Linked DNA regions of Homo sapiens: region 1 is linked to region 2. Evidence: chromatin contacts called from ENCODE POLR2A ChIA-PET data. All regions are on one chromosome and are shown on one strand. The core of a region is the stretch at or near the end of the contact, and the rest is flanking DNA. Distances in the headings are between cores, read along the strand shown.

What was found. ChIA-PET counts read pairs that join two places held with the same protein, here RNA polymerase II (POLR2A).
Region 1: POLR2A ChIA-PET joins it to region 2 with 12 read pairs in activated B cell. The contact joins two enhancer-like sites. POLR2A ChIA-PET finds 5 or more read pairs at or near these places in 5 of 52 experiments (PC-9, activated B cell, activated CD4-positive, alpha-beta T cell and 1 more).

Annotation. Positions count from the first base shown.
Region 1 is chr1:151,021,938-151,026,114 of GRCh38, reverse strand. It overlaps PRUNE1 (prune exopolyphosphatase 1), which reads right to left. Exons shown (of 8, transcript NM_021222.3): 4 at 1,320-1,504; 5 at 442-600. It also overlaps the pseudogene RNU6-884P. Among named protein-coding and RNA genes, the nearest start is that of BNIPL, 13 kb to the left of the region's middle. Within about 2 kb of position 1,379, at least 10 of the 41 ENCODE cell types and tissues checked have a DNase peak (open chromatin) inside an H3K27ac peak, as active enhancers do.
Region 2 is chr1:150,366,208-150,370,646 of GRCh38, reverse strand. The region is part of intron 1 of RPRD2 (regulation of nuclear pre-mRNA domain containing 2); the gene reads right to left. Among named protein-coding and RNA genes, the nearest start is that of RPRD2, 4.3 kb to the right of the region's middle. Within about 2 kb of position 1,271, at least 2 of the 41 ENCODE cell types and tissues checked have a DNase peak (open chromatin) inside an H3K27ac peak, as active enhancers do.

The DNA.
Region 1 (4,177 bases), core at 130-2,629, 660 kb before region 2:
AGTAAATGACTGATTATTTCATGCTTAGGCTAATATGGTACTTCATTTCTTTCTGGTATAAAATTTAAATAATTGGCCAGGCGCGGTGGCTCATGCCTGTAATCCCAGCACTTTGGGAGGCCCAGGCGGGCAGATCACCTGAGCTTCAGAGTTCAAGACCAGCCTGGTCAACATGGTGAAACCCGATCTTTACTAAAAATACCAAAATTAGCTGGGCGTGGTGGTGGGCGCCTGTAATCCCAGCTACTCGGGAGGCTGAGGCAGGAGAATCGCTTGAACCCAGGAGGTCGAGGTTGCAGTGTGCCAAGATTGTGCCACTGCACTCTAGCCTGGGTGGCAGAGCAAGACTCTGTCTCAAAAAAAAAAAAATAATATAATGAACAAGGCTTGCCTTTCTGTTTTCTTATCTGGGAGGCAGAAAAGTCAGCTAACATTTCATACCTGATACATCAAACTTTGCCTTTTGTAGGGAATCAAATATATCATTTCTCTTGGGTAGGTCTGGGAAAAGGGCCTCTAGTTTCTCCACATATTTGCTGTCCTTTGGGGTTGCCTTTCCAATTTTAAGGTCCATGTTGACACAGTCCAGGATGATGGTTCCTGTGGAGAAGGGAGATGGTGGAACTTGAATCCTGTGACCCTTCACACACAACCACCAGAACATATATAACCTTCACACCAAATGGACACACACAAGGAGATTTGTATAGCAAAATCTCTGAAAGCAAAATGAGAAACTGGGATGGACAGTGTCCTCAGACCTCCCAAATCCAAACTAAAATGTAGGAAGGGAAATGGGGAAAAGGTAGAAAGAAAGCCTGAGCATCTCAAACCTTGGAGATTTTACAGCCTAGTCAGACAGAGATACACCTCTTCAGTAGGCCAAATCCCATCAAAGAATCTTCTAAGTTGGAAAAGACAGTCTAGTCCAACTCACTCTCTCTCTCTTTTTTTTTACAAGTGGAAAAATGAGAACAAGAAAGGTTAAGAGATTTGCTCAAGGTCACCTATTTCCTGGAGGAATTGGTATTGGAATCTGTTTCCTGCTTCTTTAGCTAATCCTCCTTCCATCATAAAATGATGCCAATAGGAAGCTTCTTGGTCTGTTGCCCTGCACTTCCTTTCTACTTTCTCCAACAAGTATCCCACAGGCCTTTAAACACATGCTCAATTGTCCCCTGAAAGAATCCTATCTTTTGGTATGAGCTGAATGGCTCTGAGAGCATATGGTTAGGCTGGAAGCGTCTAGACTTTTCCACCCTCCCTTCTCAGGGACAGGAATAGAACTACTGAGGTCCCAATCCAAAAGCCACCCTTACCATGCAGAAGGGCTGCAGTTTGCCTGTCCAAGATCTCTGGTGCCCCCTGCAGGATTCTCTCGGTCACCAGGGTAGCACAGGACCCCACCAGCTCAACTGAAACATGGCAGGGAGGGCAGTGTTTCGGCTCGATGGGTCGATGGTCTAGCACCTCTGCTACTGCCTCCTCTAGGGCTGTGTCACTTCTGTGGAGGGGAGGGTATGGGAAAAGAGGAAGAAAGATAGGTACGGACACTCCAGCTGCTTCTAGCCAACCTCTACCCCACACATCAAGGAAAATGCAGATGTCTTTTTTTTTTTGAGACGGAGTTTCACTCTTGTCGCCCAGGCTAGAGTGCAATGGTGCGTTCTTGGCTCACTGCAACCTTTGCATCTCGGGTTCAAGCGATTCTCCTGCCTCAGCCTCCTGAGTAGCTGGGATTAAAGGCGCCTGCCAACATGCCCAGCTAATTTTTTTGTATTTTTAGTAGAGATGGGGTTTCGCCATGTTGGCCAGTCTGGTCTCAAACTCCTGACCTCAGGTGATCTGCCAGGCAAGCATTTAAAACTGACCTTTGGTTACTTTTACCTCTGCCTAACTCCTCTCAATTCTTTTTTTTTTTTTTTTTTGAGACGGAGTCTCACTCTGTTGCCCAGGTTGGAGTGCAATGGCACGATCTCGGCTCCTGCAACCTCCACCTCCCGGGTTCAAGTGATTCTCCTGCCTCAGCCTCCTGGGTAACCAGGATTACAAGGCACGTGCCACCAAACCCGGCTAATTTTTTTTTTTGTATTTTTAGTAAAGATGGGGTTTCACCATGTTGGTCAGGCTGGTCTCGAACTCCTGACCTCGTGATCTGCCCGCCTTGGCCTCCCAAAGAGCTGGGATTACAGGCGTGAGCCACCGCGCCCAGCAATTCTTTTCTTTAATGTTATAATTGGAGTCATCTTTAAATAGTGTATAAGCAAATTCTGTGAAGCATCTGCTGCAAATATCTTACCCCCACATTTGCTGTCCTTTAGCGTTGCCTTTCCAACCCTATACCCTTGACACCCTTGATACCCAACATCTAAATTTCTCCTTTTTTTTTTTTTTTCTAAGACGGAATCTCGCTGTGTCGCCCAGGCTGGAGTGCAGTGGTGCAATCTTGGCTCACTGCAACCTCCGCCTCCCAGGTTCAAGCAATTCTCCTGCCTCAGCCTCCTAAGTAGCTGGGAGTACAGGCGCCCACCACCAGGCCCAGCTAATTTTTGTATTTTTAGTAGAGACGGGGTTTCACCATATTGGCCAGGCTGGTCTCGAACTCCTGACCTCGTGATCCGCCCGCCTCGGCCTCCCAAAGTGCTGGGATTACAGGCATGAGCCACCGCGCCCAGCAAATCTCTCCTATTTTTATAACCCACTCAATACTTAGATTCCATGTGGGTCACCAGGTCCTGTGAATTCTATCTTAATTCCTATCCATGCCCTAGTTTCTAACTCTCTGTTACTGCCCCACTCTAGGCCCTCAATATCTCTCGTCTGGACTATTCCAGTAGTCTCTTAACCAATCACCTGCTTCCAACCAAGAGCCCTCCTGGGCTGTCCTTCACAAAGTGGCCTGAATGATCATTTGAAAAAAGAAAATCTGATTCTTTTAGGACCCAGAATATAATTTAAAATAGTTCCCCACGGCCTAAAATAAAATCCAATCACCTTAGAAGGGCCTATGAGGCCTCCATAATCTGCCTCCTGCCTGCCCCCTCTGTCTCATCTTTTTCCATGTCCTACTTCTCCCTCAAATTTTATGCTCCAGCTGTGCAAAACAAATTCCATTTCCCCTAGCTCACCATGCTATTTCACGCCTGCCTGCATTTGATTCTATTAATTACTCCCTCTGCCTGGAATGCCTTTCCTAACCACCTTCCCTCCTCCCTCCCAATTCACCAAGCAAACACCTAGTCCTCTTTCAAGACTGAGATCAGTGCTCACTTCAGCAGCACATGCGCTAAAATTGGAATGACACAGAGAAGATTAGCATGGCCGCTGAGCAAGGATGACATGCACATTTGTGAACTGTTCCATAAAAAAAAAATATATATATTTAAAATAAAAAATAAAGGCTGGGCATGGTGGCTCACATCTGTAATCGCAGCACTTTGGGAGGCCAAGGCGGGCGGATCACGAGGTCAGATCGAGACCATCCTGGCTAACACGGTGAAACCCTGTCTCTACTAAAAATACAAAAATTAGCCAGGTGTGGTGGCGGGCACACCTGTAGTCCCAGCTACTCGGGAGGCTGAGGCAGGAGAATGGCGTGAACCCGGGAGGCGGAGCTTGCAGTGAGCCGAGATCGCGCCAGTGCACTCCAGCCTGGGCGACAGAGCGAGACTACGTCTCTTAAAAAAAAAAAAAAAAAATTAGCCAGGCCGGGCGTGGTGGCTCACGCCTGTAATCCCAGCACTTTGGGAGGCTGAGGCGGGCGGATCACTTGAGGCCAGGAGTTTGAGACCAGCCTTGCCAACATGGTGAAACCCCGTCTCTACTAAAAATACAAAAAATTAGCTGGGTGTGGTGGCGCATGCTTGTAATCCCAGCTACTTGGGAGGTTGAGGCAGGAGAATCACTTGAATCTGGGAGGCTCACTGCAGTGAGCCGAGATGGTGCCATTGCACTCCAGCCTGGGCAACAAGAACAAAACTCAGTTTCAAAAAAAAAAAAAAAAAAATTAGCCAGGAATGATGCTTTTACACAGGAGGCTGAGGCGGGAGGATTCCTTGAACCCAGGAGCTCAAGGTTATGATGATGCCGCTGTACTCTAGCCTAGGAGACAGAGCGAGAGAGACACCATCTCTTAAAAAAAAAAAAGGTGGTGGCACGGTGGCTCATACCTGTAATC
Region 2 (4,439 bases), core at 22-2,521:
GTCAAGATCATGCCACTGCACTCCAGCCTGGGTGACAGAACAAGAATATGTCTCAAAAAAAAAAAAAAAAAAAAGACAAAATGGATGTCATTAACACAATATTTTCCATTTTGTCCTCCTAGTTCTTCAAAGCATATGCTAATTTACTACAGAGAGGCTAGTCCAATTCGTCTCTCACAAACTGGGAATGTAATTTCCAGCACTGTAGACAGTGTCTGGAATGTAAATTCCAGACAGAATTATCTCTACTTGTAGATTGTAGAACTTTCATCTACAGGTACAGAACTACTTATAGATGAAAAACTGAGGTTCACAGTTTAAGTACTTTGCAAAGTGTCATCCAGTATTAAGTGACCGGAGTTAACATGTTAACACAGGCCTCTTTTATATTTTTCCATATTGATTCCCATTTTACCATTAAAAATGGGAAAGAAGGTCTGGGCCTGGTGGTTCACGCCTGTAATCCTACCACTTTGGGAGACCAAGGCAGGCAGATAGCTTGAGCCCAAGAGTTCAGCCTGGGCAACATGGCAATACCTCGTCTCTACAAAAAACATAAAAATTTGGCCGGGCGTGGTGGCTCACGCCTGTAATCCCAGCACTTTGGGAGGCTGAGGTGGGCGAATCACTTGAAGTCAGGAGTTTGAGACCAGTCTGGCCAACATGGTGAAACCCCATCTCTACTAAAAAATACAAAAATTAGTTGGGCGTGGTGGCATGTGCCTGTAATCCCAGCTACTCAGGAAGCGGAGGCATGAAAATCACTTGAGCCCGGGAGATGGAGGTTGCAGTGAGCCGAGATTCCGCCACTGTACTCCAGCCTAGGCGACAGAGTGAGACTCTGCATCAAAAAAAAACAAAAACAAAAACATAAAAATTAGCCAGGTGTAGGCCGGGCACAGTGGCTCACGCCTGTAATCCCAGCACTTTGGGAGGCTGAGGCGGGCGGATCATGAGGTCAGGAGATCCAGACCACGGTGAAACCCCGTCTCTACTAAAAATACAAAAAAAAAAAAAAAAAAATTAGCTGGGCGCGGTGACGGGCGCCTGTAGTCCCAGCTGCTCGGGAGGCTGAGGCAGGAGAATGGCGTGAACCCGGGAGGCGGAGCTTGCAGTGAGCCGAGATCGCGCCACTGCACTCCAGCCTGGGCGACAGAGCAAGACTCCGTCTCAAAAAAAAAAAAAAAAAAAAAAAAAAAAAAAAATTAGCCAGGTGTGGTGGCATGGTTCCAGCTACTCAGGAGGCTGAGGTGGCAGGATTGCTTGAGCCCAGGAGGCGGAGGTTGCAGTGAGCGGAGATCATGCCCTGCACTCCAGCCTGGGCAACAGAGCCAGACTCTGTCCCTCCCCCACCTCCCCACAGAAAAGAGAGAAAGAAGAACGAAGTACAGAAATGATAATCTGGGCAAATTGCACATCAAGTCCATATGCCTCCAACTGCTGCACCTGTAATTTCTTTCACTAAATTATAAATGCTTCCTTCTGATAAACAGAAATTAAAGCAATTCTGTTCCTTAAGTTCTTGATTAGCTATTTCACATTATGTTGGCAAACATTTACTGATTGCTAACTGTACGCCAGCACTATCCTAGTTGTTTGGGGACAGGGCAACAAATAAGACAAACTTGTCATCTGGTGGAGGGAAGCCAGACAATAAACGTGTAACAAACAAGGTAATATCATATACTGAAAATAAGATGATGTGACAGCAATTGAAGGCACTACTTGAAATAAAGCGAAGCCGGGTGCAGTGGCTCACGCCTGTAATTCCAACACTTTGGGAGGCTGAGGTGGGTAGATCGCCTGAGATCAGGAGTTCAAAACCAGCCTGGCCAACATGGTGAAACCCTGTCTCTACAAAAAATACAAAAATTAGCCAGGTACCGGGTGCGGCGGCTCACACCTGTAATCCCAGCACTTTGGGAGGCTGAGAGGCAGGTGGATCACCTGAGGTCCAGAGTTCAAGACCAGCCTGGCCAACATGGTGAAACCCTGCGTCTACTAAAAATACAAAAATTAGCCAGGCATGGTGGCGCATGCCTGTAATTCCAGCTACTTGGGAGGCTGAGGCAGGAGAATCACTTGAACCTGGGAGGCGGAGGTTGCAGTGAGCTGAGATCGTGCCATTATACTCCAGCATGGGTGAAAAGAGTGAAACTCTGTCTCAAAAAAAAAAAAAAAAAAAAATTAGCTGGGCTTAGTGGTGCACGCCTGTAATCCCAGCTACTCAGGAGGCTGAGGCAAGAGAATCACTTTGACCTGGGAGGAAGAGGTTGCAGTGAGCTGAGATCACGCCACCGCACTCCAGACTGGACGACAAAGCGAAATTCCATCTCAAAAAAATTAAATTAAATTAAATTAATTTAAAATAAATAAAAAACAGATACATGTAATTTAAAAAAATCTATTAAGACTCCGTATTAAAAAAAAAAAAAAAAAAACAAGAAATAAGGTGATCAAAGTAGGTCTTTCTGAGGAGGTAATAGTTGAGATTTGATCTAAACAATGAGAAGGAGGCAGGATGTGAAGAAGCCCGAGGTAGGCAGAGCAGATGGTACAGGACTTACAGATCAATGTAAAAGAAATTCAGACCTTCAACTTGTTGCAATGGGATATCACTGCAGGGTTTTAAAGCAGAGGAATGACATTTGTTTATGCTACAGAAAGATCACCTTAGAAAATGATGGTCTGAGGTCAGGAGTTCGAGACCACCCTGGCCAACATGGTAAAACCCTGTCTCTACTAAAAATACAAAAATTAGCTGGACGTGGTGGTGCGTGCCTGTAATCCCAGCTACTTGGGAGGCTGAGGCAGGAGAATTGCTTGAACCCTGGAGGTGGAGGTTGCAGTGAGCTGAGATCGCGCCACTGCACTCCAGTCTGGACGACAGAGCGAGACTCCATCTCAAAAAAAAAAAAGTAAAGAAGGATAAAATAAAAATATCTCTGGAACATATCCTTAGATAGCCTATTTCTCTAAATTATTTCCTTTTATATGAACAAAAGTCTCATTACACACTGAAATAAAGGATAAAATTAAAATATCTCTGGAATCTAATAGTTACTTAAATTTATACTGAGGTCTAAATATAAATATAAATTACTAAATAACGGATGTCAGAAGAAAAAAGAGAAGCAAAGTGGCATCAGGAAAATGGACAGAAAGGCTGGGAATGCCAAAGATACCTGCTTCACAATTTTTCCTAAAGCTGACTTAGAAACCAAACTCAGAGTCCAAAGATACCTGCTTCACAATTTTTCCTAAAGCTGACTTAGAAACCAAACTCAGAGTAAACTAAGTATAACTGTAAAGAAATAAGAACTTAAATGAAAACAAGGCCCATGCATAAACTGTTTTCATTGCGCCCCACACCATTCTGCTGAATATTTCTCTCAAAACGCTTTATTTACAATGAGACCAGTGAAGTTCATTAAATGTAAATACAAAACGACTAAAATTACCCTTAATCATTTTAGAAAGTTAAATTCCATTCCACTAGAAAAACAACATCATATTTAGCCAAAAGCACTTAACTATATAAACTATACACAATGCACTTCAACTGACACACTGCCCTCCTGGAGCATTCATTTTTTCACTCTTAAGATATCAATAAAGGAAATAAGCTCAGGCACAATAGCAACAACAGCTGAGGTAAAAAATTCTGGCTTCATTTTATCTCATTATTGCTGACTAGAAAAAAAACTGTAATTGTCGCTTGTGATCCCACACAGCAGAGACGGGACAGGGACCAACTTATTCTTGCAAATGATGTAACCATACAGTTAAAGCCCCAGAGCCCAAGGTGAGGAAATGTAAAATGCTTGCATAGGTCAGTAAAAATGTTTTAAAATAGGGTGGAGAAGAGGTTCTCTCACTCACATTAGAACTGTTTGCAATATATCACTGGTATACCAAGAACGTTAAACATTATTTTACAAAGTTAATGATGAAGTCAAACCCTAACCCCACCATTTTACTGAGTAACCTTAAGCAACTTAATTTCCGAGTCTTAGTTTCCTCGTTTGTAAATCAGTGATTAAAAAATCTACTTCTCAGACGATTTTAAGGTACAATGAGATGACTGGGCACATAGCAGATACTTAACATGTGAGTCTTCAATGATGACTGTTATCATATTTGATGTTTTTGCACGTTATAATTTTACCTCTGGGCAAGAAAATAACTCTTTGATCGGTTATTGGTAAACACAGGTAATTCTGTCCGGTATCTACTAATTTCTCTGCATTATTATTCAAAGAACCACAAAACATCCCTCCCAAAACTTTAAACACAAATAGTTCGAAGCATGGGGCCTATAATTTTGCAAGTTTTATCTATCTGTTCTCTAAAAGGTAAACAAATCAAAACACTACAGGAGCAATGGCAGAAGTGGAATAAGGCAGAATAACTGGATGATGGGTCTCACTGGTGAAATG